Linked DNA regions of Homo sapiens: region 1 is linked to region 2. The links are chromatin loops, found by intact Hi-C in ENCODE. Cell type or tissue: mammary epithelial cell. All regions are shown on one strand. Each heading gives the region's core, and the rest is flanking DNA. Links, peaks and the distances in the headings are about the cores only.

Region 1 (11,943 bases), core at 1,292-9,291, 61 kb before region 2:
CCAGAAATTTGGATTTTATCCCGTAGAAAGCAGTTTTAAAAACTAAACTTGCCTCCACTGATTTTCATGTTAAGGATCCGGTGGAAGGGACAGGCAGTCAAAGCAAGAGGGACAAGTGGAGAACATAAATTAAGGTAGTGACCATAAAGATGGAAAGACCAGGCTGGGTGTGGTGGTTCATGCCTGTAATCCCAGCACTTTGGGAGGCTAAGGCGGGTGGATCACCTGAGGTCGGGAGTTGGAGACAGCCTAGCCAACGTGGTGAAACCCCGTCTCTACTAAAAATACAAAAATTAGCCAAGCATGGTAGTGCACACCTGTAGTCCCAGCTACTTTGGAGTCTGAGGCATGAGAATTGCTTGAATCCAGGAGACGGAGGCTGCAGTGAGCCGAGATCGAGCCACTGCATTCCTGCATAGGCAACTGAGCGAGACTCTGCCTCAAAAAAAAAAAGTAAAGACCAGATTTTCGAGCTCCTTCCGAAGTGGGATGAGTCCATCAGCTATGGTGAGAAAGAGGGAGGGATCCTAGATCAGCCCCAGGCTGGGGGAAGGGATGATGCCACAAATTGGGGTAGGCGGTCAGTGGGTAGAGCAGGGGTTTGGGCTATGTGGTGGGATGAACAGCAGGGGTAGAAGGCAATGTGTTTGGCTTTGGACATGTTTAGATTTGCCAGACATTTAATATAACTTGGCAGGCAGAAATAAGGGTCTGGAGCTCAAGGCAGAAGCTTGGAAGCCATTTACTTACATGCAGAGGTGGTCCTTTAGGCCATGGGAGTGACAGTGCTCCCTTAGGAGTTGCTCAGAGGAGCAGGGTGAGAACAGGAAAAAGGATGGTGCAAGAGAAACCCGAAAAGGAAGGATTTTAGGGCCGGCGCCCCAGCGGTCAGCTTGGGAAGCCCTGAATGAGGGCAGTTAGATTTGGCCTTGAGGAGCACTGGCATCCATCAGGCTGCAGTGAGTCCCAGCAGCCGAGCGCATTGTTCATCCTGCTTCTTGTTGTCGCGTGGCAAAGTCTCCTCAAGGGTTTTTGGGTCTCTCCCTGGCAATACATTGAGCAGTTCTCCAGGAGGAACTCACAGTGTTCATCAGCGTCACCCCAGGACTTGCACAGCTTCTGACAGAGGGTGCTCAGTGACCATTTGTTGAATGAATAAGTGAATCAAAGATGACTTGAAACAACTCAGCAAATAATTAGGAGTGCCTCATATGCTCCAGGAGCTATGCTGGTCTCTGGGGATAAAGCAGTGAGCAAAAATAGATTGAAAAATGCTGCCCTGGTTGGGCTTCCCTTCTGAAGCACAAATAGGAAGGAGCTAGCAGAGAGGTAAGCATTGAAGGCGTGAGGATGAGCTCTACCTCCATCATCTGTGGACTGCAGCCTGGCACTCCGTAGGCACTTCATAAAGTTAGTTGACTTGTACCTGGAAGAGAGGATGTCCTGGGGAGAAAAATCTCCCCGCAGAGAAGAGACCTGAGGCATGGGGAGAGATTTGCTGCCTAGAAGACAGGTTAGCCTCAGAGAAGGAAAAGTAAATATGGAAATGGAGGGAAGGGTGTTTGAGGGAGTTCTCCTGGGAAGCATTCACTGTTTCTGTAAAGTAGGAATAGGAGGTGAAGTCTGAGTGGGAAAAAGAACTTGAAGTAAGATAAAACATGTGGAACAGCGCCACCCACCCTCCAAAAAAAAAAGAAAGACTGCAAAGAGAACCGGCTGCCAGCCCTAAGAGCTTCACTGAGAGAGGAGATGCGTTATATGTAATTGCAGTGATCTGTGGCTGTGCAGGGGTTTTTTTTCCCCAGCAAGGGAAGGTGAAGAACACAGTTAGTTGGGGTTGGGGTTTGTCTGAGGTTGCGTGAGGATAGGCTTAGAAAGGTAGTGTGGGATAACCAGGGGGCAAGGTCTTTGGAGAATGCTGGTGAATATGCATGACAGTGCGTGTTAGGTTGAGAATAAAAGAACCAGGGGCAGGCAAATGGTCTGAAGAAAAGGAAAAGAAGAAGGAGTCTGGGTTGGAGGAGGTGGGAATTTACATCTTGGAAGGGCTTAAGATAGCACTTCCTGGGGTAAACCCCGGGCAGAGCATTCCTGTGTGCTTTACCTGTGCTAACTCATTTCATCTTCATGAAGACCCTGTGAGCTGGTGCGGAGAGACTGTGTTGCCCGAGGCTACACAGGTAGGAAGTGACCCCGATGGCCTCGGCTGCTGAGCTTCTGTGCTTGGGCATTATGGTATTCTGCCCTAGGAAGAAACCAGACAAAATACTTCTCCCAGGCCAGGTAGCATTGCAGTAGCTTCCTGAAGTTGCTGGGCCAGCTTTCCTTCCAGAAGAAATATTTGGCGTGGTGTGGAAGGGGGCTGTGAACTGTCTCCTCCCTTTTAGAAGAAATATCTGTATTTCAGGTAGCAGTGTCCTTGATACAGAACTCTTAGTTTTCCCCACCTGCTTTGCACATGCTTGAATGTCCTTTAATAGGAAACAAAGATGCCTAACATCTCACAATTGGGAAAGGCTTTAAATGCAATCAGCCTGTGAATTCTCTGAGCTGTAGCAGCTTCTGTGTTTACTTGTCCTCCCCCCACCAATAGAGAAGAAAAGCCAGAGTGGCTGGTCCCTCCACCAGCTTGGGGAAGGGGAGGGGGAGACTTTTAGGCACTGTGGTCCCTAAAAGGAGGCGAACTGGTGTTTCCTGCTACAGAACACTGGTGCATCTGCAGTGGTTTGGGGAGGACGTCTGAGTCCTGTGATGTATCACTCAGGGTCTAGGCCCTTTGTAAACCCAGGGGAGACCTGCTTTAAATTTTGCTGGGAGCCCTCCTTTAAATTTTGCTTGGAGGCCTTTTGGAAGCGCAGAGGCTTTGCAAATGACACATGCAGACAGCTTTATCCTTCTGTGTGAAGAAGAATTATTTGCAGAGACAACAATGTATGTTCATGGTACCTTTTTTGTTTGCATTTTTTAAATGTCTGGCTTTGCTCTTGAGGCAATTTGGAAGGATTGCCACTATATTTTCTTGGATGTAAACAAATTATAATGGTTTTAAAAGAAACAACACACCAAAACCACATCATCTTACATGCCAAGGAAGTTTAGATATTTCAGATATTGAAAATATAGAGCAAATAGATCATCTGGCATTATTTACTGATAATTCTTAGATTAATTCCTGATCCCAGTGTTTTCTTTTGAGGCCACGTGTTTGAAATGTCTAACCTGCTGGGACCTTTCCAGCTCTGCTTGATTCACTATTAGGGACTAGCTTTTTTGCCTTTGTCGTCTTCTCTTTTTTTTAATTTATTAGAGACAGGGCTTTGCTCTGTCACCCAGGCTGGAGTGCAATGGCACGATCTTAGCTCACTACAGCCTCAAACTGGAGCCAAACAATACTCCTGGGTTAGCCTCCCAAGTAGTTAGGACTACAGGTGCACACCACCACACCTGGCTAAATTTTTCTGTAGAGACGGGGCCTTGATATGTTGCCCAGGCTGGTCTCAAACTGCTGACCTCAGGCAATCCTCCTGCCTTTGCCTCCCAAGGTGCTGGGATTATAGGCATGAGCCACCATCCTCAGCTTTATTTTGTTTTGTTTTGTTTTGTTTTGTTTTTTGAGACGGAGTCTCGCTCTGTCGCCCAGGCTGGAGTGCAGTGGCGCAATATCAGCTCACTGCAAGCTCCACCTCCCAGGTTCACACCATTCTCCTGCCTCAGCCTCCCCAGCAGCTGGGACTACAGGCGCCCGCCACCACGCCCAGCTAATTTTTTTTGTTTGTTTGTATTTTTAGTAGACGGGGTTTCACCGTGTTAGCCAGTATGGTCTCAATCTCCTGACCTCGTGATCCGTCTGCCTCAGCCTCCCAAAGTCCTGGGATTACAGGTGTGAGCCACCGCGTCCAGCCTTTTTTTTTTTTCTTTTTAATACACTGCTAGGTTGGCCCATAGTGCATCATATTGTTAACACCTTTGATTTTAAAAATTGCTTACCTCTAATGGATTTTTTTCTTTTTTTGAGACAGGGTCTCAGTCTGTTGGAGTGCAATGTCACAATCTCAGCCTCAACCTACCGGGCTCAAGCAGTCCTTCCATCTCAGCTACCAGAGTAGCTGGGGCTACAGGCTCCACCACCATGCCTGGCTAATTTTTTTGTAGAGGTGGGGCTTTCTAATGGATTTTTAATAATGTGATCTTCTTCTATCACATGTTAAATCCTAATAGTTACTGGTACTTAATAGATCTAGAGGTAAAAACCAGATAACCCACCACTGAATAAATGAGTGCCTCAGTGGTCCAGGACCCTAAAACTGGGCCTCGTTGGAGTCTCTAGGACTTGTTGGCACCTTTATTTGGAAGTCAGGGTAGAAAAAACAGCTTATTTGTTCATTTCTTTCTCCTAGAATATTTCTATTCTCCTGAGGCAGGGATGAGTTGGTTGCTCATTTTTAGATTATGGAACTCTTGCTGATGTTTTTTTCTGGAACTCTTGCTGATGTTTTTTTCTGGTTTCCCTTTGTTTGGGTCGGGGCAGTGATAGGGCAGATGTGGTTCAGGCTCGCAGTTATGACCTGTACTCTGCAGTAGCTTCTCTCTGAGGTTCTGTGTAACCAAATTTTAAAACATTGCTCTGAGTCATGCTGAGTTTTTCCATAAGGCTCTGGTCGGGGGGAAGGGACATGAACTGATTCATTAAGTGCCTATTATGCTGCACACACTTCCATTACCTCATTTAGTCCTCCCAACAACCTGATGTGGAGGATGGTTTTATCTTCATAAGAAAAAAGGAGTGCTGACAGCTCAGTGACCAGGCTGCAGCCATGTACACATGAGGAGGTGGAGGAACTGGGTGCTGTAACTCCACCAAAATTTTCTTCTCTTCCCAAGCTGCCTTAAACACAGTGCAGAGTGATTTGCTAATTGATTGGTTGAATCCCTGTATTATAAAGTGGAGTGTCTTAAAATATGGATGCAGATGACGGGAACAGCTTGCTGGCTTTATGGTGTCCTCAGCACTGCATTCATGATAAACAACAGGAGAATGAGACTGTGCTGATCGTGTGCAGAATAGGAGGTCTTTGGGAGCATCCCTGGCTGGCTGCTGAAAGGTGTTTTTCTTGTTTTTTTTTGAGACAGAGTCTCACACTGTTGCCCCTCGCTGGAGCGCAGCACATGGCTTGATCTCAGCTCACTGCAACCTCCACCTCCCGGGTTCAAGCGATTCTCCTGCTTTTCAGCCTCCCAAGTAGCTGGGATTACAGGTGCCTGCTACCACACCCAGGCTGATTTTTTGTATTTTTAGTAGAGACGGGGTTTCACTATGTTGGCCAGGCTGTTCTCAAACTCCTGACCTCATGATCTACCCCCCTCGGCCTCCCAAAGTGCTGAGATTACAAGCATGAGCCACCGCACCCAGCCGAAAGGCGTTTTTCTTTTTCTTTTTTTTTTTTTTTGAGACAAGTCTTGTTCTGTTGCCCAGGTTGGAGTGCAGTGGTGCGATTCATAGTTCAGTGCAGCCTCGACCTTCTGGGCTCAAGCTGAGATCCTCCTGTCTCAGCCACGCAAGTAATTGGGACTACAGGCATGAGCCACCGTGCCTGGCTAATTAAAAAAAACTTCTTTTAACAGAGACAGGGTCTCCCTGTGCTGCTCAGGCTGGTCTTGAACTCCTGGGCTCAAGTGATTCTCCCACCTCAGCCTCCCAAAGCGCTGGGATTACAAACATGAGCCACCATGCCTGGCCCATTTTTTCTTTTTAAGCAACATGACAGATTAACTAAAAAAGAAAAATCACTGAATGGTTAAAAAGTTTACTTCAGGTGATTAATTGAAAAACCAATTGATTAATAAAGACATTTTTAAAGGATCTAAACTGTATTGAGTTTAAGTTGTAATTCTTAAAGCATAATCAGAAGGCTTATCAAAGCTATAACGAAGAAAATAGAAGTCATTTGTAATTAGACAATAATTAAAGGCAAGTACATGCCCAGTGATTTTAAAGTGCTTGAAAACAATTAGTTTTCTTAAGTAGGTTAAATATCTGGGTTACAAGCTTGTTTACACTATTAATTTACTTAGCAAACCTGTTCTTCATAGATGATGCAAAGTTGAATTTTAGTTTGGCCGTCTGAATTATTACAAGTTCTAACTTAACAGATATTCTTTAAAAAATACATTTTTACATTAATTCTTTTTAATTTTAAAAGCATTCTTCTTTTCTCTCTCTTTTCCTTCCTGAACAGTTCAGTCCTAGAGGCTATTAAGTGGGCTCAGCAAGGTGTTGGCCTGGCCAGGGGTATCAGAGCCTGAGTAGGATGAGGAGGGAGGGTCTGGTGTGCTGTGTCAGAGCCCAGGAGAGGTGAGAAGGGCATCCATTGCTTCTGGGATGCCCTTCCTGTATTGATTGGTTGAATATAGGAGGATTGATGAAATAAGTATGTTCAGGATAATGGCCCCCAGCAGCTCTCACTGTTGAAGAACATTACAGATATTGGAAAGGAGACAGCTAGAATTAACCCTGTGATGCTAGATCGGAATCAGAAGTATTGGTGTGAATGCCTGGATTTTAATAAGGACCGATAAAAATAGCAATAAAATCTTTGCAAAAGGCATGCATGCATGTGTATTTATATGCATATGTGTGTGCACATACATACGCACATCTGTTTCCTAGTTCTGTTGGTAGTAGAGGGGGAGGGTGCCTGGGAACAGCAGTATTCCAATAGCAGTGAGTGTATCAGGTTTCTAGATCTTGGCTTCTATATCCCATTTTCCACTAAAAGGAACCCCAGCTGCTTGGAGAAATGGCTGATTATAGGATTGGAGCAGGAATGTTTAACATGAGCCTGGAACATCTTGGGTTAGAAAGCAAAGAAGTCTTCAAAGAGTGATGAAAACATGCCAAAAGGACCCAGAGTCAGTTTGAAGCGGTTCCCACTGGCCAAATCTGAGTTTATTTCAAAATTTAAGAAGTGATAGTCATGGATTAGAACCTGCTGAGTAAAAAAGAAAACTAAGAGTTCTCACACAGCTTCACCTACTTTGTAAGAAAACCTATGTACGGACTTATCAGTAAATTCAGCATTTGAAGAATGGGTTCTCTAAATTTCAAAGTACTTCTTCAAAAATACTTAATGATTACAAAGGAGAAAAAGAGCAACTTTCCAATGGAGAGGCCTGGCAGATGCCACCTTAACCAGGTAATCCCAGCAGTGGAACAAATTGAAATCATGCCACCTGCTAGGATGCAAAGAGAACACACCATTCCCTCTGCAGTGTTCCTGCCAAGGCACATGACCTCAATCTAATTATGAGGAAATGATAGGCAAACCTGGTTGGAGTGACATTCTACAAAATAACTGGCCTGTAATCCTCAAAAATTTCAGGGTCATGAAAGTCAAAGCAAGACCAAAGAATGATTCTAAACCGAAGGAGACTAAAGAGACATGTCAACTAAATGCAATATGTGATTCTGACCTCGATCTTTTTACTATAAAGGCTATTGCTGGGACAGGTGACGAAGCTTACATGGGGCTTGAGGATTTAATGATAGAAATGTATCAGCGTTAATGTTCTGATTTTGATGGTTGTATTATGGTTATGTAGGACTGTGGTTTGGTTTTTGTTGTTGTTGTTTTTCTTTTGAGACAGAGTCTGGCTCTGTCGCCCAGGCTGGAGTGCTGCAGTGGCACGATCTCAGCTCACTGCAACCTCCGCCTTCTGGGTTCAAACGATTCTCATGATGCCTCATCCTCCCTACTAGCTGGGATTAAGGCATGTGCCACCATACCCGACTAATTTTTGTATTTTTAATAGAGATTGGGTTTCACCATGTTGGCCAGGCTGGTCTTGAACTCCTGACTTCAAGTGATCCGCCCGACTCGGCCTCTCAAAGTGCTGGGTTTACAGGTGTGAGCCACAGTCCCTGGCCTAGTGATTTGGTTTTGTTTTTTGGGAAAACACATACTAAAGTATTCAGGGTGACAGGGCCTCAAGTTGACAACTTCCCCTCAATGGTTCTGGGGAGAGACAGTTCTTGGTACTATTCTTGCAAATTTACATAAGTTTGAGATTGTTTCAAAATTTTAAAATAATTTAAAAAGTAATATTCTTTTTTTTTTTTTTTTTTTTTTTTGAGACAAGAGCTTCACTCTTGTTGCTCAAGCTGAAGTACAGTGGCATGATCTCGGCTCACTACAACCTCTGCCTGCCGGGTTCAAGCGTTTCTCCTGCCTCAGCCTCCCGAGTAGCTGGGATTACAGGCGTGCACCCCCACGCCCAGCTAATTTTTTGTATTTTTAGTAGAGACGGGGTGTCATCATGTTAGCCAGGCTGGTCTCTAACTCCTGACCTCAGGTGATCTGCCCGCCTCGGCCTCCCAAAGTGCTGGGATTACAGGCGTGAGCCACCGCGCCCGGCTAAAAAGTAATATTCTTGCCTAAAATTTAAATCATGAGAAGTACATAAAATTAAATGTTCCCTATTTCTTATTTTAGCCTCCCCTTTTAAGCATTTTATTTATGTATGTATGAATGTATATGTAATATATGTTGTAGGTCATATTGAGTATTTATGATATGCTAGGCACAGGCACACTGTATTCCTGGGAATTACAATGGTCATCAGTCAAAACCCCTGCCACTAGAGCTGCATGGCCTTGTGTTATTTGGAGAAGCCATCATTTCTTTAAGTTCCCTCTCATGAGAGGCAGTGGAATGTGATGGTGGTGGGAGCTCAAGCTCTATATTCGTATCCCAGCCCTGCCAGCAACTGTGCTGAAATCTTACTCAACTTCACTGTGCCTCCGCCTCCTTATCTGCAGGCTGGAGATGTGTCTCATCCCCATTTAACAGAGCTGTTGTGAGCATCACACGTGGTGATACACGTAGGGTGCTATACTTGTGGGTGGCACATGGCAAGCACCTGGTAAATGGTAGCTCCCACTGAGGGACGTTTAGGTTATCATTCGTACTTTTATAAATCTAAAAATTGCCTTGTATACATTTTTGCACACTTACACTTTAGAATCTTTAAAAAAAATTTGGCTACCTTTCTGTTGTGAAGTTTTGCTTTTAGTGGCTTTGTTAGAGTGCTGTGAAAAACTAGATGGAGAATAGGGAACATGTCTCTGAAAGTCTGTGCCATATAGGGCTGGAACTTGAGCAGTATGAGATAAATACTGGCTTATTTTCAGATTTTTCTCTGCTCAAGGGTTGGCCTACTAAAGTTGTTTTTATGTGGTGTTTGGTGCATTTTCTTTTTCTTTTTCTTTTTTGTTTTTTTTTTGAGACAGGGTCTCACTCTGTCACCCAGGCTGTAGTGCAGTGGCATGATCATGGCTCACTGCAGCCTCGACCTCCTGGACTCAAGTGATCTTCCCACTTCAGCCTCCTGAGTAGCTGGGACTACAGGCGTACTCTACTACACCTGGCTAATTTTTTATTTTTTGAAGAGACAGGGTCTCGCTGTGTTGCCCAGGCTGGTGGGACTCAAGCGATCCTCCCACCTCGGCCTCTTGAGTAGCTGGGATTAGAGTTGTGAGCCACCACACCCAGCCTCCATTTTCAAATACAGGTTGAGAATCCCGAATCTGAAAATCCAAAATGCTCTACAACCCAAAATGCTCCAAAATCTGAAACTTTTTGAGCACCAGCACGATACTGAGAGTGCTCATTGGAGTATTTCGGATTTCAGATTTTCAGATTCAGGATGCTCAACCAGTAAATTTCATGCAACTATTTCAGAATCCGAAAAAGTTTGAAACACTTCTGTTCCCAGACATTTCAATAAGGAATACTCAATTTGTAATACCATTTTAGAATAGTTAGGCGAGCTTTGCTCAGGTTTGAAAGGGTCACGTAATGTTAATCACTAGGAAATACTTTTGTCTCAAGTAGTGTAAGCCAAGAAAATACTGTCTTGAGAACTTTGCCTGATGAGCTTTGAATGTCAGAGAAAGGAATAATATTAATTCCTACTTCTAGTTGAGTTAAAGTCATTTAATTTGATGTTTTGTTTCTGTATACCCTGCTTGAAAAACCAGAATAGGCTTTTAAAACCTCTAAATGTGTATGTGTTGTTGTTGTTTTTTTGTTTTTTTTTTTTTTGCCTTTGGCAGACCTGTTTTGCAAATGACCAACTTTCTATATGAGTTTTTAACAAGAATGTTGCCACTTGTTACTTTTCACATTTGAAAGAATCAAATAACTTATTTTTAGGGTATTATAATTACAAATAGATTGTGGTTTTCTGCAGTCAGTGGAGGAATGTAAATAAACCATTGCTGCTGTAACTATATATAAACGCATGTAGGACAGGAGATGTGCTTGAAAACTGTGAAGCAAAAAGGAGTCCATCTTTCAGAAAGAGACAACCCTTTTCTTTAAGATAAATCCGATTTATGTGTTGTCTTAAGATAACGAATGACTTGTTTCTCAGTTTTGAAATACATAGCCCACAGTGTTGGATCAACACCTTCATAGCTTCACGAAGACCAAAATATTTCCTCTGTGTCCCTGGCCACAGGGATCCCTAGTCCTTGAAGGTGTATCAGAGGAGTCCATGTGTCGAGTGCCTGCTGGAAGAGGGCCAGGAGTAGACTGCGTGGAGGGGATAACTGCAGGTGGAAGGAGCTCTGCTCTTGACCGTTTACCTCAGAGTCTGCACTACTGGGTATCTCCAAAGTTACAGCTTGTCAGCATTGCTTCCATCCGTCTTATTTCCACACATTTTGTCTTTTCTTGCTAGCCCTTTCCTTCTCGCCCAGGTTTTCACTAATGTTTGATCTAACACACTGAATTTAGTGAGGAGGACTTCAGGCCATTGTCTTAGACTATGATAAGGCCAAGTTCTGTGTTGAATGGGCTTCAGCCTTGCAGGTTGCATTAGCTCAGTAGCAGGTTTCAAAAAATGCTGGCCACTGATCATCAGCCTGTCTTGTTGAGTATAGTAGAGAGAAGTAGTTATTGGTGATCACATGTTGGTGAGCAAACTTAACTGGTAGCTCAAAACATATTTTTGGTTCTAAGCTATGGGTGCTTCCCAGCCAGGTGTCAGGACACTCTGCAAAGACCTAATATGTCACAGCATGCCAGGCTTACCCCTGTCCAGGGTCTGGCCCACCCCCTTAATGGATTCCCACCAGGGTTGTTTCTGGTTCTATGACCCACTTTGCTCTTTCCATCATTTCATGTCCTGCCATTTGCCCTTCCGTAACAAAAGTCACCTTCATGAGAGTACTCCTTGCGTCTGCTTTAATCTCTTCCAGGTATGTCATAAAAATGCAAAAATGTACAAATTTTGTACATTTGGGTGCTATTTGGGTGGGGAGATGGAGAGAAGGAAAACTGAAGAAGGTAAAATAGAATTGGGAAAACAGCCTAAAAAACTCTTTGATTACTTTGATAGATACCACTTATGGTAATTCTTTAGTTATAATAAGCTCTGTATTTAAAATGAAGTTTTGAGACCAAGTGTTTTCTTTCCTTATACAGCCTGAGGTTCAGTCATCAGAACAGAATCGTGTGGTGAGGCCTTCTGCTTCTGCCAATTTTGTTTTGTTTTGTTTTCATTTCCTGCCACATGGCAGGTGCTGCTGAGAAGTACCTTCAGGAACCACTGAATATTCTAGCCCCATCTTTCTAAGGGTTCGGTGATGTAGAATGCTAAAAGGGTTCGGGCTGTTAGTCAGAGAGGGAGGAGGGTGTCCAGCATCGGCGTGGGCCTCTAGTTGTTCTTTTATTGCCCTTTATGATGTGTCTATTTTGCTTTTTCTTTCCTCCTTCAGTTTTCCTTCTCTCCATCTCCCCACCCAAATAGCATCACCTTCCTCAGCCCTCTACTTTTCATCCCTATTCGCTTCTTAATAAATAAAAGCGAATCAAAAAGACAGCAAAGAGAAAGGAGAAACATTTTATAATGCAGAGTTTTGAGCAAAATACTTAACTCTGT
Region 2 (11,943 bases), core at 2,150-10,149:
TTTCTTCATTGTTTTGTTTTGTTTTGTTGGACTACCAGACCAAAGCCTGTCACACAATGATGAAAGAGTAATAAGACAGTGCTAATTTCTTAGGAAACTTAGTTATGGAAAATAAATTCTCGTATGACTAGGCGTTACTATAATAAATTTCTAACCAAAAGACATTTCAAAGGAGAATGTAGTCCGGGAGTTTGTAGTGATGTGTAAAAGAAACCATAATTATTAGTTATAATTAATTGGTTACAGAGAATAGTATCTGCCCTTGTACATTTCCTCAGTTTCAGCCCAGAAGTAGGCTTTATTTTGGAAGGATCTTTGTAAATTACTTGCTTGAAATATAAATGATACTTTACCATAGAAATAGTGTTATGCATACTGGTACAGTGCCCATACTTTCTAAACCAACATACTTTCTAGAAAAGGATTTGGGCACTTAAGTATTTATATTTGTAGGGCTTTTTGATGATTTATGGGGACAGCAGATGAGAAAACTGGCATTTTTTCCTGGATAGTCTAGACTCTGGTTGCTGCAACATGGTGGTTGGGTTCCTAGGCCTGGCCACAAGACTGATGCTTGCAAAGCCAAGTGTTAGTTGTGCTGTAGAACTGAGCTCCTCTGTATGGTAAGTGGTGTTGGGAAACAGAAAATCTGTTAGGCATCTTTTCTTTTTTTTCTTTTTTTCTTTTTTTTTTTTTGAGGCAGAGTCTCGCTCTGTCACCCAGGCGATCTCGGCTCACTGCAAGCTCCGCCTCCCGGGTTCACGCCATTCTCCTGCATCAGCCTCCTGAGTAGCTGGGACTACAGGCACCCGCCACCATGCCCGGCTAATTTTTTTTTTTTTTTGTATTTTTAGTAGAGACGGGGTTTCACCATGTTAGCCAGGATGGTCTTGGTGTCCTGACCTCGTGATCCGCCTGCCTCGGCCTCCCAAAGTGCTGGGATTACAGGTGTGAGCCGCTGCACCCAGCCTAGGCATCTTTTCTTATAGAAAAAATTTGGGAGGGGTACCAGACCTATTCTCAAACACACTCTTCTTTCCTCTACCAGTCTTAAAAATCAAACTTTCCTTTCTACTCACCACCAAATTTTTTTTTTTCCAATTGGGGGCTTTCTCATACCTACTATATAATGAAATACAGTTTCACAGTCTCCCTACTCTCCCTACCTCCCACCACTCCAATCAAAAGATAACATAAAATAATCCTAAAGGGAGGTGAGAGGCCATTTCAGTCTCCTAAGGGATTTAATTGTTAGACAGCAAGTAAAAATACCAGTTGTCCCTGGGGTATGTTAAGACTGTAAACAGAGGGAGGGCCTGACCTTTCTATTGTTGGGTCTAGGTTTACAGCCACATCTTCATCTTTATTCCCAGTAAGCCCACCTTGGTACTGTAAATCTCCTTCTTCTTCTCTTACCTCAGCTGACATGTCTGGGGAACGTGTTCCTTTCCCCAAAGATGGTGTCTTCCTCAGGCAATCTGCCCTTCACTCTGAATCTACCCATCTTTCCCCAACAGTTGCTAGAAGCACAAAGAAAAGACTGTTGGTGCCAAGTCTCTGGTTGTGTAGAGGACTGAAGTGAGATTTTTCTGTATTTCAGAGTAGTAGTGTATTCATTATATATTCTTCCTGTATTCTCCACCATTAAAAAAAACTGTGAGAATTCTGTGAGGAATAGGGTAGAGATTTCAAGTGGAGGTTATGTGAAGACATAGGCTAGAGCTGGCTTGCTACCAGGTATCAAATAATAGAAAGCACTTAAGGTAGAAGCTAATATCCTCCTTCGTTGGATTTTAGAGTAGAACTAAAAGAGTTTGATGGATTGATGTAATCGTTCAGATTTAACAGGGATGAAGTTTAGGATTAAGTTTAGGATTAAAAAGCCCAATTGCGTAGACTATGTAATGGAGGAAGTTGGACATAGATATTGAGCCTTGTTAAAAAGATGTTAGGGGCCAGGCACCGTGGCACAGGCGTGTAATCCCAGCTACTTGGGAGGCTGAGACAGGAGGGTTGCTTGAGCCCAGGAGTTCAAGGCTGCAGTGAGCCATAATTATGCCACTGTACTCCAGCCTGGGCAATGGAGCAAGACCTTGTCTCAAAAACAAAACAAAAAAAGATGTTAGAGTGATGGCTGGCTTTAATGAGAGTTTATCAGCATAAGATGATCTTAAACTGCATTAATAGGCCGAGCGCGGTGGCTCACGCCTGTAATGCCAACACTTTGGGAGGCCGAGGTGGGCAGATCACAAGGTCAGGAGATCGAGACCTTCCTGGCTAACACAGTGAAACTCTGTCTCTACTAAAAATACAAAAAATTAGCCAGGCGTGGTGGCATGTGCCTGTAGTCCCAACTACTCAGGAGGCTGAGGCAGGAGAATCGCTTGAACCTGGGAGGCAGAGGTTGCAGTGAGCCAAGATCATGCCATTGCACTCCAGCTGGGACAACAGAGCGAGACTCTGTCTCAAAAAAAACAAAAACAAACAAACCTGCATTAATAGACATACAGTATCCAGGAAGGGATTTACACTTCCTGCACCACACTATGAAAAGGAACAGAGAGCAACCTCCATGGACCTTGTGGAGTTCGGGCCAGATTGGGCAAGGAATTTGTCAACTCAGGAAGGTTTAAACACCTGGGTTCGTTGAGCTCCCAGGGAAGGGCTTCCTGCTTGGGGAACCTCAGGTAACTGTCTTCAAAAATTTGAAGGGCTCTAGTGTCTGACACTTAACAGTTCCTTGGTAATTATCTGTCAGATATTTTGTTCAGTGAAACTTACTCTTCAGATAGCACCAATGGTGAGTCAAAGCCAACAGGGAAAAGCTTCTAGCTCAGTAGAAGTTAAATTTTTTAGGTGTTGTCCTTTGCCACTGGGACACAGCTGAGAGCAGCACCTTCTCCATCAGCATAGCTGGGGTTATGGGCCATCGCAGGACGTTGGCTACCACTCTTTGTTTTGAGCCTATTTCAGAAGGCATAGTACAGTGAGTACAGGGTAACCTTGAGTCTACTCTCATTTATTAATATTGGAGGGGTCCCCTCCATTAAATAATTTATAAACTACTTACAGCACCCCTCACACCTTGTAGAAACACTGTGTGTTCTAACACAGTGGTGGGGAGCCACTTGTTCAGAGGTGGAACTGGCTGCCCCTAAGAGAGTGAATGAACGTGAGGTATTACAAGACATGTGGCTCCAATAAATTGGCATGAAAATAGTCCAAATAGGAGGTAATGAGGACTTGAACCCGATTAGGAGGCCAGGTGTTTAAACCTTCCTGAGTTGACAAATTCCTTGCCCAATCTGGCCCGAACTACACAAGGTCCATGGAGGTTGCTCTCTGTTCCTTTTCACAGTGTGGTGCAGGAAGTGTAAATCCCTTCCTGGATACTGTATGTCTATTAATGCAGGTGTTTGTTTGCTTGTTTGTTTGTTTGTTTGTTTGTTTTGAGACAGAGTCTTGCTCTGTTGCCCCAGCTGGAGTGCAATGGCATGATCTTGGCTCACTGCAACCTCCGCCTCCCAGGTTCAAGCGATTCTCCTGCCTCAGCCTCCTGAGTAGTTGGGACTACAGGCACATGCCACCACGCCTGGCTAATTTTTTGTATTTTTAGTAGAGACGGGGTTTCACTGTGTTAGCCAGGAATTGAGAGAGGCTTTAGTTTAACTTAATATTGATTGGATAATGATATGTGGGTGGGGGAACATTGAGAAGTCTAAGATACCAAGCAGGTTTCTGACTTGAGCAGCTGGTTCGGTGATAAGTTCATTCTTTGAGGGTGAAGAAATGAGATTGGGGCTAGGAAACAAGTTTGAGAGGAAGGGAAAGATGATAAGTGGTAGTTAAAGCCAGAGCATGGAAGAGTTTGTACTCAAGGAACTGAAATGTGGAAAGGGTGCAGACCCTATTGTCACATTGATTTTGTTTTGTTTTGTTTTGTTTTTAAGCCACTACTTATGGCCAAATTCATTTGCCATTCTCCAGTCAAAAGCCAGGATTGCCATTATGGCCGTGGACAAAGTTGGCCTCACTGCCAACTTTTTTGTACTGCCCATGAGCTAAGAATATTTTCTACGTTTTTTAATTTATTGGAGAAAAAATGGGGACAATATTTCAAGACGTGAAAATGACAGGAAATTCATATTTCACTGTCCGTAAATAAAGTTTTATGGGAGCACAGCCACACTCATATGTTTACACATTGTCTATGGTGCTTTGGCCCCACAAGTGCAGAGTTGAGTTGTTGTGATGAAGACCATATGGCCAGTAAACCCTAAAATATTTACTATCTGGCCCTTTACAGAAAGTTTGCTGATCCCCCCTGATCAAGAGTAGGAGAAGCCCACACAGGAAGAGGAAAGGAAGAGCTGAAGCACTAGCTGGAGCACGTCTCACAGAAATGGGAGGGAGGGAATGACGAGTGGTGTCAGAAGCTGCAGAAAAACCAAAGAAGGAAAGGTCCAAGATGGGCTGGTTAGACTGGCAACAAAGATCACTAGTGACTTATGAGGAAAGAAACTTCCAGGGAGATGTTCAAGGCAAAAGCCAGTGTGTGTTGGGTTGAGGAGGGAGTGGAAGGTAAAGAAATAGAGGCAGTGCTGAGAGGTTACTGAAAATTGTTCAGTACACATTGACCGCTCACTGCATGTCATCAGATTTAAAATGTTCAGCCTAGAATATCTTTTCTAGGCCTTGTTTGTATTTTAACTACTACTTTAAAAACATTTCTAGGTCATTCTTTTTTATGTTTGATACCATTGAGATAGTTAAAGGAAATAATAGTTTGTACTAGTTCTGTGCAGCTGCTGTGTTCAGAACCCTGCCTGGTTTGGAAGTTTCTTAAAGAGCACTTTTATCTGAAAAAGTAGCATCTAATTGGAGTTTTCAGAAATAGGGGCAATTGGAAGTTTAAACTGTGAGATACAAGAATGGAATAAGAAAAATGGGATGAGGAAGGGGAGGAGATTCAATTATTAGAGCACGTAAATGGTTCTTAAAAGAAAATGAATGGAGGACGGGCACGGTAGCTCATGCCTTTTATCCCAGCACTTTGGGAGGCTGAGGCAGGTGGATCACCTGAGGTCAGTAGTTCGAGGCCAGCCTGGCCAACATGGTGAAACCCCGTCTCTACTAAAAATACAAAATTAGCCGGGTATGGTGGTGCACACCTGTAATCCCAGCTACTTGAGAGACTGAGGCAGGAGAATCGCTTGATCCTGGGAGGCGGAGGTTGCAGAGAGCCGAGATCACGCCACTGTACTCCAGCCTGGGCAACAAGAGCGAAACTCCGCCTCAAAAAAAAAAGTAAATGAATGGACGGCCAGGTGCGGTGGCTCACGCCTATAATCCCAGCACTTTGGGAGGCTGAGGCGGGCAGATCACCTGAAGTCAGGAGTTCGAGACTAGCCTGGCCAAGATGATGAAACTCCGTCTCTGTTAAACATACAAAAATTAGTGAGGCGTGGTGGTGCACGCCAGCTACTCGGGAGGCTGAGGCAGGAGAATCACTTGAACCTGGAAGGTGGAGGTTGCAGGAAGCTGAGATCCTGCTACTCCACTCTAGCCTGGGCAACAGAGCAAGACTCAGTCTCAAAAAACAAACAAAAAAAGAAGTAAATGAATGGAAATCAGAAAATAGGATACACAGCCTTTTTTTTTTTTTTTTTTTTTTTTTTTTTTACCCCACAATGTTTTTATTTCCCTATAGTACTGAGATCATGTTTAAGCCACAAACCTTTCCTCTGGAAGATAAGAAACTATGCACTTACTTTGAACAGCTCATCTTTAGAAAAACTTGCACAACTTACAAATCCTTAAGATTCAGAAAAGAGACAGCCTGAAAAGTAACATATTCAGACTTTTAATGATAGCTTCTCTTGCCCTTTATCGTCTAACATTCTGGACCATGATGATGGGTGATGCACACTGATTCTGATGTCTTAAGTTTGGACTTTGGGAGTCAATTTGGATCAGACATCCTGCCTGAAAAGCTGTGTTGCTCTCCAATTAGTGCCGGCAATTCTGGTTGGCCTTTAAAAGCTTAACATTCTTGGATTCACAGAAAGGTGTGATTTAAAAAATAGAGTAAGAATTCATTCAGGTGCTGAAACACAGTTTGCTATGACTAAGGTGGTGTCTTGGGCGTTTTCTGACTGTTTCCTGGAGGTTTTGTTTTTTTCTTTTTATACTTTGACCTATTTGTACATGATGTCCTGGAGTTTGAATGACTAATCTCCTGGGCCAGAGCACACTGTATTGGGAGGAAAGTGGTTGAGGTGTGTTCCCATTTTATAATGACTTTATCATTTACAATCCATTCTGTCTCTGATGTGGTGGGAAAGTGCCCTGAGGAACTTTTGCAAGGAATCTTACATGATACGTGATACCTACCAAATTTCTTCAGTTGAAACAGTGCTGTGAATGTTTTAAAGTGAGTCAAACTGGTGTTCAGCCCTCAGTCCTGCAGGTCACTCTGTCATGTCTTGTTGTTTTTCTGGATTGAGTTAAAAGTATGTAGTAGACCTGGGTAACTTATAATGAAGATTCTTGACCTTTATAGCAGGGCAGCCTTACAGAAACATAGCTCTTTCTGTCCTAAAAACCAGTTGGGATGAATTTCTCCAGTCTCTGCCAACTTCTTGTTTATTCTCATAATAAGATAAAAGGGGATTGCGAATGCCCTGTGCTATAGAATCCTCCAGTAACAGATAGAAAATTAATATTAAATAATCTTCATTCATTCATTTACCAGTTATGTATCCATCTGTTGTTATAGGTCATGAATATTAGATAATGACTAATTTTCTTTTCTTTTTTTTTTGAGACAGAGTCTTGCTCTGTGGCCCAGGCTGGAGGGCAGTGGCACGATCTCGGCTCACTGCAACCCCCGCTTCCCAGGTTCAAGCAATTCTCGTCCTCAGCCTCCTGAGTAGCTGGGAATACAGGCGCATGCCACCACGCCCAGCTAATTTTTGTATTTTTAGTAGAGACTAGGTTTCACAATGTCGGCCAGGATGGTCTCGATCTCCTGACCCTGTGATCTACCCACCTCGGCCTCCCAAAGTGCTGGGATTACAGGCGTGAGCCATCGCGCCTGGCCGACTAATTTTATTTTCTTAAGTCACACATTTATTCTGCTCATCAGATTTTGGATCCTCTGACCTCCACTCCCCCTCCCCTTACTGGGAGGCCTGGTGCTGCCTTGTGATTAGCTGAGGTTAGACATGGGGTTACCTGGAAATTGCTGCAGGCACCTGCTCTTTTCTCCTGTCACCCACAGTATGTTAATGTCCAGTAGTGGCATAGATTGGGCCGCCTGATTTCTGATGATGTATCTCTCTCATAAAGGAGCCAGTTCAGCAAGCAACATGCTGGCCCCGCATCATTTTAGCAGTCAAAGCAGTACTACCCCCAGAGTTGGCCCTGACGTTACCCTGGGAGGCAGGGATTTGGGCCTCAGAATCATCCGAACTGTCAGGCTTGATGATTATTTCTGTACGACTTCCAGCCTCTATTTGCCAGGTAGATTTTTATGGAGAGGGTAGTGATCTTCTGGCAGCATGCAGCGAGGGAGGTACAGATCTAAGAGAGCCTTCTCTGTATGTTCGACGGGAAGAGCCAGAGGGTCCGGCAGAGTGCGGTTTCACGGTTGCCCCGACATTCCCACGCTGTGTGCGGGCCATTTTTAAAATTAAGTTTAAAAAAATCAAATGATTTAAAGTAAACAGAAAAAGTATTTACATTTTGAAATTTCTATTTTAAAGAATTGGGAAGAAACACTTTTTTTTTTTTTTAAAGAAAAGCAAAAAGATTTGTAACATTTCTAGTATTTACACAGAGAGCGGTGCAAGTCTTTGAGTCCAGGTAGCTGTAGAAACCAGAACCAAGCTGAGTTTGTGATTTTCTAGGCCTGGAGTTTCTTGTAAGAGTCCACTCTGTGCCATGCCCTAAGGAAGAAAGAAAAGATGAAAGATGGGTCCTTGCCCTCAGGAAGTCATGGCCTGGTGAGGGAGAAGGACTTGTAAATGGAGAATTTCTGTGATAGAGAGAGATGGGACTTGTAGATGGAGAATTTCGGTGGTAGAGATAGATGGATTTTTGAATGGAGAATTTTCATGGTAGAGAGAGATGGATGATGTGTTCCAGGAGCACTTAGGAAGAATGTTTAGCCCATCTAGGCCAGGGGCTTCAATAAAGTTTACTCAGGGGTAGATCTTTTAAGAATGTGGATGAAGGGAAGGGACCCTTGGACTGAGGCTTGAAACCTTTCCCAAGGACTTTGCCATGGACATTTAACTCTTCTAGGCAGCACTTCAGGGAATTAATTCCACTGTTGATTTAGGGGAGTGAATGTTGATTGCTTCCCTCTCCGCCTTAATTAATGGAATGTATTCCATGACCTTGCTGTGTTTAAATTCTTGTCACTGTCAGCCGCCACCTTCATCCTACCTTCAGCAAACTGGAGAGATTGTGGAGAATTTGGAAAAACTGTTTCCCTTGAGAGTAGAGTAAAAGGAGAAGTTACTTTGTTAGAATTGGTACCATGTAAGCTTTCTTACAAATAATCTTAGCCAGGGTCTGGGTGTGGTGGCTCACACCTGTAATCCCAGCACTTTGGGAGGCCGAGGTGGGTAAATAGCTTGAGTTCAGGAGTTCGAGACCAGTCTAGGTAGGCAACATGGCAAAACCCTGTCTCTAGAGGAGGAAAAAAAAATTAGTTGGGCATAGTGGTGTATGCATTGTAGTCCCAGCTACTCAAGAGGCTGAGGTGGGAGGATCACTTGAGCCCTGGAGGTAGAAGTTGCAGCAAGCCAAGATCACTGCACTCCAGCCCGAGTTATACAGCAAGACCTCATCTCAAAAAAATAAAAAATAGGCTGGGTGCAGTGGCTCATGCCTGTAATCTCAACACTTTGGGAGGCCAAGGCAGGCGGATCATGAGGTCAGGAGTTCAAGACCAGCCTGGTCAACATAGTGAAAACCTGTCTGTACTAAAAATACAAAAAATTAGCTGGTTTTGGTGGTGGGCGCCTGTAATCCGAGCTACTTGGGAGGCTGAGGCAGGAGAATTGCTTGAACCTGGGAGGCGGAGGTTGCAGTGAGCGGAGATTGCACCACTGCACTCCAGCCTGGGCGACACTCACACTGGGTGACAGTGTGAGACTCCGTCTCAAAAATAAATAAATAAATAAATAAATAATAATCTTGGCCAGGCACAGTGGCTCACTCTTGTAATTCTAGCACTTTGGAAAGCCAAGGTGGGAGAGTCCCTTGAGCCCGAGTTCAAGACCAGCATGGGCAACATGGCAAGACCCCATCTCTAAATAAAATAATAAAATTATTTTTAAAATTTTTAGAAAAAATGTATTTGATGTATTTCAAAGACTGTTTCCCAACCCCTCTCTTTTAGTGCCCGAAGTGACGAAACCAAGTTTAAGCCAACCAACGGCCGCCAGCCCAATTGGCAGCTCTCCATCGCCACCAGTCAATGGTGGCAACAATGCCAAAAGGGTGGCAGTGCCGAACGGACAACCGCCAAGCGCCGCCCGCTACATGCCTCGGGAGGTGCCGCCGCGATTCCGTTGCCAGCAGGACCACAAAGTGTTACTAAAACGTGGGCAGCCCCCTCCACCGTCCTGCATGCTCCTTGGGGGTGGGGCAGGGCCTCCTCCCTGCACAGCACCTGGAGCAAACCCAAACAACGCACAAGTGACAGGAGCGCTGCTGCAGAGTGAGAGTGGGACTGCGCCAGGTAAGGCACCCTGTGAATCGAATGCATGGCAGCTTGACAGAGAGAGAGCACTTTGTTTGCATTGCTTGATGTAAAGTCCAGGAAAGCCATTCATTATATAAACCACTGGGATTAGTCAAAAGATGAGAGAGGATCCTAGTATGCGATGTGTATTGGTGATTCTTGGAACTGAGGTTTAGTGTTCCGTAAGTGTGTGCTCTTGGCATAAGGGCTAACTTAACTGCTGTTGCTTATTATTTTGGGGGCCTTTTTTCCTTCTCAGACTAGAGTGTTACAAATTTGAGCCTCCATAGTTCCACCGTCATATGTGTTCAGGGCATAATTGGACATGGGGCTTGTGCGAAGGCGAATCTTTAGATGCCTGTGTTATGTTTCCAGAATGCTAGGAGGATAGAGAAAATGATTTGCTACATTGCAATATAGAATCTTCGGAGGATTCTAAAATAATACTATAGTTTTTAAATTAGATTTTTAAACTCAGTATTTCTTTTTGTGGGCCCTGGATTTTGAGCTTTGTTAAAAACTGTATGTAGAAATAAGGGATATTTAGCTGAAAGGTTCTACTAGAAGTTTTGAGAGTTTTTGGCCGGGCACGGTGGCTCACGCCTGTAATCCCAGCACTTTGGGAGGCCGAGGCGGGTGGATCACCAGGTCAGGAGATCGAGACCACCCTGGCTAACATGGTGAAACCCTGTCTCTACTAAAAATATAAAAAAATTAGCCAGGCATGGTGGCGGGCTCCTGTAGTCCCAGCTACTCGGGAGGCTGAGGCAGGAGAATGGCGTCAACCCAGGAGGCGGAGCTTGCAGTGAGCCGAGGTCGCGCCATTGCACTCCAGCCTGGGTGACAGAGCCAGACTCCGTCTTAAAAAAAAAAAAAAAAAAGTTGTGAGAGTTTTTAATAGATGAATACTAAGTCAACTAACAGCTAAGAAATTCTAAATATCTTTTAAAGTTTATTAACAGATTTCAACTTAAAATGTCTTTTGGGGTGATATTAAAATTCAGAGCTTGAATACCATTAGGCATTGGCAAAGATAATGAATTGATGGTTGTCACCAGTAGGATGCTTTATTTGAGTTCTGAGTTTAAACAAATAATTGCCTAGAAAATTTGGTCACCATCTTGCTGTGTGCAGAGTAAGGATGGAAAGAAACCTCGTGGTGACACAGACTTCCTGCAGAGATAAGCCCTACCCATGGCCTTTCCTTCCTGGCTCTCCAAACCAGCTGCAAAAGGAAGCATGTGAAGGGGCAGGCCCTGTCAGGCGGAGTTTCTGCAGCCGAGTGTAGCCAGGCCTAGGTGGAGACTGGGGTCCAGTGTGAGTCAGAGTCCACATTATTAAAACGGAGGAGGCCCCTAAATCTCGAGTTTCGGTTTCTATGCTTTTTATTTTTCTATGCCTCCGTATAATACTTTTTGAAACTTCAAATTGATTAAAAGCTGCCTGGTTAAAGAAGCCAAAATAAATTTAGAAGAAATGATCTCATTAAAAACATGTTTTTCCCACCAAATATGGTAAATTCCACCAAAATATATGGTGAGCCAGACTCATTTAACAGATTAAGTTCCTTGGGGTTGTGAACTCTGCCTAATTCATACTCATGTGACACCCCTGCCACCCTGGGCACCTAGCTCAGTGGCTCAGTGGGTATTCATCATTCAGCAGATGCTTACTCCGCAGCATTGTGCTGGCTGCTGTGTGGAATTCTAACGTTAGCAAGTTAGGGTCTCTGCCTAAAAGACGCTAACATGGGGAAGGAAAGTTGTGAACATGGTGCCACAGCACTGAGCAAAATGGCTCTAGACAGGGAAAGATTATTTTCAGGTGATGAGCTTGAAAACAGCTTCGCAGATGAAATGACACTTGAATTGGGCCCAGAAGGATGAGTAAATTTCACTGTGTGAATTCAGCAGGAAAACACAGTAGGTGCCAACGTGAAATGGTGCCAGAGTGAGAAGGCACAAGTTGTGGAATGTCAAGTAGTATCGAATATTGACATCTACATAGGAGGTAGTAGAAGATAAGACTAGAAAAGTTGGTTGGTCCCAGGTCATGGAACATCTTGATGACATTCGAGGCCAAGGAGTTCAGCTTTATTCTTGTGCACTAAGGAACTGTTGAAGGTTCTCCATACAGCAGTGATATAATCAAAAGTGTGCTTTAGAAAGATTGCTCCAGCCAGGGGT

What was found. A loop is a pair of places that touch in the nucleus more often than their neighbours do. Peaks named below come from ENCODE experiments on the same cell type or tissue, not always from the same donor. Only the 100,000 strongest peaks of a DNase experiment are listed, where the experiment ranks them.
Region 1: a loop joins it to region 2, with 1.9 times the contacts of the local background. A loop is called at or near these places in 7 of 110 quality-filtered maps.

Annotation. Positions count from the first base shown.
Region 1 is chr22:40,192,175-40,204,117 of GRCh38, forward strand. The region is part of intron 1 of TNRC6B (trinucleotide repeat containing adaptor 6B); the gene reads left to right. Among named protein-coding and RNA genes, the nearest start is that of TNRC6B, 20 kb to the left of the region's middle. RefSeq lists enhancers at 3,108-3,642, 3,643-4,175. In mammary epithelial cell, for the core only: a CTCF peak has its summit at 1,684; a DNase peak (open chromatin) is centred at 4,637; H3K27ac peaks cover 573 bases.
Region 2 is chr22:40,252,420-40,264,362 of GRCh38, forward strand. TNRC6B (trinucleotide repeat containing adaptor 6B) reads left to right here. Exons shown (of 23, transcript NM_001162501.2): 4 at 9,413-9,754. LOC124905121 (a long non-coding RNA gene) reads right to left here. Exons shown (of 2, transcript XR_007068107.1): 2 at 6,623-7,949. Among named protein-coding and RNA genes, the nearest start is that of TNRC6B, 80 kb to the left of the region's middle. In mammary epithelial cell, for the core only: no CTCF peak of the experiment used is centred there; a DNase peak (open chromatin) is centred at 6,302; H3K27ac peaks cover 1,458 bases.